Regions from separate parts of the Homo sapiens genome. Here regions 2 and 3 are each linked to region 1. Evidence: chromatin loops called from intact Hi-C (ENCODE). Cell type or tissue: heart right ventricle. All regions are shown on one strand.

Region 1 (2,500 bases):
GTGTTAAGGCCCTTGGAGGGGAGTGGATTTGACCCGTGAGCGCGTCCGCTCCTGAAAAGTTCGGGGAACTCATATTTGGGTTTGGCCACGGGAAGGCGGTGAGCAGAGGTAGTTCCCCAGAGTAGGGGGAGCGGGGGCGGGGGGGTGGTGCCTGCCGTGCTCCTAAAGGCACGTTGGCGGGTGCTGGAGGGCACCACAGTCCAGGGTCTTACACATCACCAAGCCCCACCGCAGGCAGCTTCCACCCCCGAGCCCCCCCCCCCCCAAGAGTAGCGGCGGAGGGAAGAGAAGGGAGTGCTGCAGGTGTACTTCCAAGTTCAAAATCACCTTAAAGTTTCTTAGCACCGATTGCTTTTGGTGTAACCACGCCGGCCTGAGGTGGCTGGGATTGCGGGGACAGGCTGAGATCAGCCCGTGGGACGCAGGAACAGGCTGGTTTCGGATCGCTAAGCAACAGCTGTGCCCATTTATTATTTCACCGAAAGAAGGAAAGGAAGAAAGAAAGAGCAAAAGAACGAACCTGTGGGGAGGTACAGCGTCTTTGCACAAGCTGCGTCTGAGGTTAAGGGCCGCTGGAAGGACATTCCGTTGGAAATGCTTTAGAGCCTTCCTTGCTTGGTACTAAAATGGAAGCGGAATAGGCGACTTCTGTGAAGGGACAGCCTGTTTCCCTGGCTGGGAAGTTGGGTGACGAAGACACTCCTTTTGAGGTGTGTGAAGCTGAAAGGTTGGATTAGCAAGTGAGAGAAGAGGGACAGCTACAGCACCATTCTAAAGATGGTGCACAATTCTTGTTTTCCTCATTTTGGGGGGTGTGTTAGGTGTGCTAGGGGAGGGAGGGGTACTAGGGAGGATGCCCGGGGCAGTCCTGGGGATCCAGGCATGATTCGTGACTCAGATTTTATATCCTCTAAGGCATGACCGGCCAACCACACATTAATACCACTCACGTTCCCGCGGCAGAAACAGGATCAAAAATATTCCATCACGGGTCTCGAATCGTTCTTGGGTAGCAAGCGGTAAAACCCGTACCGGCTCGGGAAGCTGTCCAGTGCTGAACGCCGCCCGTTCCGGATGCTCCCGCCAGGTGGCGCTCGCCCACAACTATTAAAATGCAAATCTGGTTGCTTTCATATCAGGAATAGAACTTCTTTTCAATTTTTAAATGAGTAATGTGTTTATTCAGCAGCCTTTTGTTAAAACATTTAGAGAAGTGTGAGGAGCGAGCACCTTTTCTTTGTTTGCTCTTTAGAATGCAGGAGAAAGAAAAGAAATCCTGGAATATGGTTTGGGAAGAAATCTGTGGTTCTTTTGGGTCTACCTGGGCAGGGTGGTTTCTGCAAACCTGCGATATAGCATATATTTAGCAAGTGGGTGCCTTTGTGCCAGGGGCTCCTTAAACGAATGGGATTAGCTTGTATTGGAGAACTGGTGCATTCTAAGCCTCACACATTTGTAGAAATGGGGATTTTCTGTATATATCTGTCCTCTCCTTTCCAGTTTAACGGCAACTAGACCATCTAAATTAGATTTTTTTTCCCCAGGGTTCCTCATGAACATCTGTATTTGTCAAAACAAGAATACTGTAAATGTTGACTTAAAAATGGACTTATCTTATTTTATTCCTAAATTCAGAAATTGTTAGTATTTCAAATCTAGTATAAATATGACAATAACTTGATTTCCTTTAAAGTATTTTATTTAAAACTTTTGGCAAGTTTGGACAAATACATTTTAAAACTAAGTAGTGTGTTTTCCATGTTCTTTTGATCTGAAAATTCCCAATCTTGAAAGCAATTTCAATTTATAAGGTTACATCCATAACATAGTTGGGCTAATATGTTTTGCTGTAACATGTTGGTCTCAGTGTCCAAAAGTCGGGGCGGAAGCTTGTCATCAAAAGGCAATTTCCTTTTTCCTTACTCTAAGACATATTTCTTGAGCCACGACGGTTTTTGGAAGGAATGATAGTAAAAATCAAACAAACAAAAAACCTTTAGAAACAGCCTCTTAACAATGTGGCAAAACATGATTTGGGATGGGGGAAGAGAGAGACAGTTAAATGAATAAGGGGATAATGAATTCATTTACTAGTGGGTTTCAGAATCCACATATTGAGAGCAAAAATGTATCTTATAGGGGACTGACTTGCAATTGCAATTGTTAGCAATGTAGTCATTTAACTCAATAATCACCGTTGGATACCTCTGGGGAACTGTTAGCAGTACAGTCGAATTTTACTTTCTGTCATGGATTGCTTGATTTGTTTCCTAATAAAAGAACAATTAATGTGCAAACGTGGCTTAAATTCTGTTCCAGCAACAATCGCAAACACATAGTAAAAGCAGACCATATTCTTGGGTTACAACCGACTCTCTTTCTACTCAACTTAATTTCTTCTTGCTTGTACTCAGCACAGCTCTTGAAGGTGTCAGGCTGCCAGCTGAGATGGTATTCCATGTAGTCGTATAGCTGTCACCTTTCACAGCCACGATCAGAG
Region 2 (2,500 bases), 1.4 Mb after region 1:
GGGGAAGCTGACCTATGGTGACAAACCCACCCCAATTTGCCCAGGACTTTTCAGGTTTTAGCACTGAAAGTCTCACATCCTGGGAAACTCATCAGTACTTTTCTTAAAACTGAAAGTTCTGCATCCCATGACTATCTCTCCTCTCAGTACCAAGAAAACAGGTTTGGTTAGTCACCCAAACTCAGATCAGTTTCTTTGTCCAGCAGATAAGGTGTCCAGGACAGGCAGGGCTCCTAGGCATTCTCTCAGAGTCAGTATTAAAGCTACAGTTCAGATCATCAAACTGTACAAGACCCAGGCATAGACCCAATAGGAAAATGAGGCAGAGGGAAAAGGAGTCCCTCCACCATGGGCGAGGGCTGGCCAGAATCAGGCTGGATCAGGGTAGAGCAGAGGTCGGGGGAAAACTCAAGTCCAAATCTTTGGCTGCCTTATTTGCAGTTGCTTTCCTAGTTTCTAGCACAGTATCTGGCACACAGCAAGTACTGGATGCATAATGAATGAATGGAGGAATGAGTGAACAAATGCATGCCTAGCCCATTACAATTAAATCAGAGACTTCAAGCAGCTAGAACAGAACCCAGCTCAATGATACAACTGCTAACAGACAACTTGGATCCGTGGGAGAGGATTCAAAGGGCCAGGAGGGAAAATGCCACTGGAGACAGAGTTATGCCTGAGAGAACAGCCAATCAATCCAGCCTTGCTGCTGGAGGGCTCACTGTCTGCTGGTGGTTCTTGGGGAGGAGGCTGCCATTTCCAGCCATTTTTCCTTCTCTCAATTGGTGCCTTTGGAAAATACACCAAGAATGCAAGGCTTTCACTGAGGCCTTCTTCAAAAGCATTCATTGTGAGAAGTCTCCATCATTAGCCAAAATTCGAGCAGAGTTTCTATCGGGCAATCACTTCTAACTTATAAAGAGCTTTTTACTGTAATTATTCCAGCGGCTACAGGCGTGAGCAAAAAGGCCAGGCCTGGGGAGCAACAGCAGCACCATCTTGTGGCTCTTTGGAGAACACCACCGGGCTGTGTCTGCCCTTCACTGGGTGTGTAAACCCAGTTTCTGAGAATTGACACCTTTGGATATCTTAACAAGGATATCTGCTTTGCTATTTAACAACCTGATCCACTGCCCAACCTTTATAAAGATCAAAAAAACATAAAATCAATCACCAAATTCAGCACGGATTCAATGGCATGTAACCTTTGTGTTTTCAGAAGTTTCCCAGAGAAAATGTACATTTGCTGAGCTAACTAACATGCAATACACAGGTGCAGATTAAGGAAAAACTATGCTTTTCACAGGCCTTCCACTACACAAGCATGCCTTTCTTGCCCATCAAAGGAAACACTGATTTTTTGAACTAAATGATTTGTTCGTTTATTTAACAAATATTTATTGAGTGCCTGTTATGTGCAAGGCCCTATACAAGGCACTGGGTGTACCACAATGAGGAAAACAAATATGGTCGCTGTCTGCTATAGTGCATATAGTCTAGTAGGGGAGGCAACATAACTCAAATAATTACTGAGATACTAGTGCCCTGGAAAAAGTGCTAGGAAGGACACAGGGGTGGTGTGTGTGATGTAGAACAAGGAGTCGAATAGAGCTTCTTTTATGATGGGTAAGCTAAAAACTAAAAGTCTCAATTCTCTTCCAGGAAACTCAGAACGAAAGCCTTCAAGCATTGCATTGACAAGCCTGCTGGGAGTTGATTGCTGGGAACAATTTGAACTGACCCCCAGTGTTAAGTGTGGTTATCTGGTTCCCTTTCACTACCCCCCACACACAATACGCACATATATATCCATACATGCACACGTGCACACACACACATTCACACACATACACATGCACAACTGATTTACCATCTCTTTGTGCTGAAGAGGAATTAAATTATGTGCAGATGAGAACCGCAGTTGTATGGAGTCATGCTTAGTTGGGGAAGAGCTGAAAGGTTCTTTAAAAGCCTTATCTTTGAGGTTCTGACAAGCTGGGTCTGTAGAACAGCAACTGAGGCTCCCCCAGGGCAGTAAGTCTCTGGCTGGAGTCCCCTAAGGAAGGGAAGATGAGGTCACAGGTCCACATGGTTGGGAGACTTCATAGGTGTAGAAATTCAGACTTGAAAGGGACCTTAAAGTTCACCCCCTCCTGATGTTTGAAAGAGGATGGTGGAATGCACGTGAGTCTTAGAATCAAACAGACATAGATCCTAAGCCTGGCTACAGCATGATTTGCCAATTCAACTTCTCTGAGCCATTTCATCATCTGTGAAATGAAATTAAGGATCTCTATGCTGCAAGCAGGCTCAAATTCTATTATGGTCCCAAGACTGGGCTTCTTCCTGAAAGCTCTGCTCTCTCTGCCCTGCATGACAGGGGATCCTTTCACCAAAAATTATTTGTTCTTTCTGAAAAATGGTAACTCGACATTCAAGATTTTTAGTTTATATTAATTTTATAAAGAACATATTTTAATATGCTATTTTCCATACTGAC
Region 3 (2,500 bases), 1.3 Mb after region 1:
AGAGGAGGAATGGCTAATGGGGTCATTCAGGGGGTGGCATTTACTGAGCTCCACTTCACCGATGGGTGGTGTGCCATATACCCTTGCCCTCCCTTCTGCCAGGTTGTTCATTTTCTCTGTCGAGTTATAGGTTTGTTTGAAAAAAACAAAACAGAACAAAAAAACCTCCGATTTAAGCAAAAGTGAGTAGGAAACAGGAAGCCTAGTTAAGCCTAGCAGCCAGAACAAGTTTCTCGAGCTCTGCTTCTCCCAGAGGGCAATGAATTGGGACCTGGAGCACTTGTTCAATCATGGCTAAAACAGGAACTTTGATTCTGATCTGGCTATTGATCTTTTGCCAGAGGACCCGACCCAGTGGGGTGTGGAGAGGAGTGGCTGCATGCATATAGGCCTAACAACTGGACTCCCAAGTTGCTAACACTAATGACTGACTCAGTAACCCGATGACTAAGCTTCCAAGCAAGACATGAGCCCGTGGTGACTGCTCCTGGATCCAACATGCATTTCCCTACATTGCGCAGCTGCACCCTGGAAACCACACCTCATAGGAGCTCAATCAATTATTGTTAACACTCTCACCCCAGACAAGCAGCTTTAAAAAAGCTGTTTTAGGCAACACCATCAGCCTTTTGCTGTCGTTCATTAAGGGTTTAGCAGCTTGGTATTGATTTTCTTGCAGCTGCCTCTGAACTTTAATTCCTGCAGCAGAAAACAAGGCTTTGTCTGTGACATTTCCTGTCCAAGTGGTGGGTAACAACCATTCCTGGGATGCTGATTTCCCCAGCTATGCTACAAACCACAGGTTGCCTGCAATATGTCCTTTGTCTATTCCAAAGAGTAATTTCTGTAGCTGCAGGAGGTCCCTTCAAATGTGAGCTGTGGCTCCACCTCCTTCCTAAATCAGCAGTGCCTTCAAACCCCAGCCTTTGGAAATCCAATGACCACCCCTTTCCTCACACTGACTTGCAGCTAAGAAAGTGCTGTCATGTATTTATGTCATATCTGTTACATTCAGATTTCTCTTAAATGTTAATTCCCAGGGATTAGAAAGGACCTTAGCAATCTTCTCTTGCAAGCATCGCCCTGATATTTTATCCCCTCTGCAACATCCCCACCAAGTGGCCATTCTGGCTTTGCTTGAACACCTCTAAGGACAAGAAACTCACCTCCTCCATAGGAAAGCAACTTTGTTCAGGAAAGCTCTGAAAGGCAGAAAATTTTTCATTGTGTGGAATCAAAATCTGCCTCCCAGAAACATCAGCCACAGCTTTCTCTGCCAAATCCCCGCTTCTCATCCCTGAAGCCCTGGATCCTATCCACAACACCTGTGTGGTTGAAGAACCCACCTCTGAGGCAGCCCCTATGTGCTCTGCATACTTCTCTTCCCAAACCATTTGATTTGATTTCCCGCTATTGAACAAGCACTGTGCTGTATGCACCTGTGAATGTTTTCTCATATTTATCTCATGGGGTAAGCTTTGCTATCCCCATTTTACAGACCAAAAAGCTGAGGCTCAAAGAAGGTAAATAACTTCCCAAGGATACACAGGTAATCAGTAGTAGAGACAGACTCCAATCTTAGAGTTGCCTGCCCCAGACCCTGTGTTCTCTCTGCTATTCTGTGCTTTCTAAAAATAGAGCAAGTTTAGTTTCAAAGGGAAAGAAGACTCTGGCAAGACACGTCCAACAAGATCAGCGAATTTCTCACAGCCACTAAGGAGGCCTTGGGAGAGCCCTGCTCCTGGCTCGCCCCTTCTGTCTCTACAGGTGGAAGGCATGGAAGGAATGATATTGCTGAATGGCGCATGAGGCTGCAGTGGACCAAGTGGTCACTCAGCGGCCAGCGGCAGCCTGCCTGGTGCAACAGGGCCCATGGTGACAACTGGTGCCCAATTCCGGTTCCAAGGCACAGTCACAGAATGGCATTCTGAAGATGGAACCACCAATAAGAAGCCACATTCAGAGCTCTGCCTTCTGCTTTGGGCCTCTATTCCAAGCCCCTGCTCCTGTAGCCAGGGTTCTTAGGCTCCTCGTGAAAGCTCAGACTCTCGTCACTCCTACCTGTCCTCTTCCTCACCACCCAGAACATGCCTCTGGGGCTCATACCTGACCTGGACTGTAATAACTCTGCAAATGGACCCACCCATGCTCTAATGGACCAGTCTGGAACTAGACTCCTTGCTCACCACACACCACCATCACCCATTCCTGCCTCAGCCACAAAGCCAGAAACGGGACATGGATGGAAGAAGGAAGACAGAAGGCAGGAAGGCCAGCCAAGAGGCTTTTGCAACTGTCCAGGTGAAAGATGACAATGAACCACAAAAGAGGTAGTAAGGCTGCAGAGAAAGAAATAGCCAAGATATTACAGCGGTAACAATGGAATACAATGACCAACAGTATGCTGATCACAGTCATGGTTGGGATATGTGGCTGACAGCTTCAAGATGCTGCCAATGACCCTCAGTACCTGGCATTCGTGCATTGGATATTAATGTAA

Evidence for each region. A loop is a pair of places that touch in the nucleus more often than their neighbours do. Peaks named below come from ENCODE experiments on the same cell type or tissue, not always from the same donor. Only the 100,000 strongest peaks of a DNase experiment are listed, where the experiment ranks them.
Region 2: it touches region 1 in a loop (20-fold over the local background); 70 of 110 quality-filtered maps call a loop at or near these places.
Region 3: a loop joins it to region 1, with 3 times the contacts of the local background. A loop is called at or near these places in 10 of 110 quality-filtered maps.

What each region holds. Positions count from the first base shown.
Region 1 is chr20:43,186,515-43,189,014 of GRCh38, reverse strand. All of the region lies in intron 1 of PTPRT (protein tyrosine phosphatase receptor type T), which reads left to right. Among named protein-coding and RNA genes, the nearest start is that of PTPRT, 2.1 kb to the left of the region's middle. In heart right ventricle, a CTCF peak has its summit at 1,072 (motif pointing right); a DNase peak (open chromatin) is centred at 1,064; H3K4me3 peaks cover 835 bases; H3K27me3 peaks cover 2,236 bases.
Region 2 is chr20:41,737,277-41,739,776 of GRCh38, reverse strand. No RefSeq gene overlaps it. Among named protein-coding and RNA genes, the nearest start is that of CHD6, 120 kb to the right of the region's middle. In heart right ventricle, a CTCF peak has its summit at 1,004 (motif pointing left); a DNase peak (open chromatin) is centred at 988.
Region 3 is chr20:41,887,970-41,890,469 of GRCh38, reverse strand. No RefSeq gene overlaps it. Among named protein-coding and RNA genes, the nearest start is that of CHD6, 270 kb to the right of the region's middle. RefSeq lists an enhancer at 1,206-1,842. In heart right ventricle, a CTCF peak has its summit at 1,119; no DNase peak of the experiment used is centred here; H3K27me3 peaks cover 255 bases.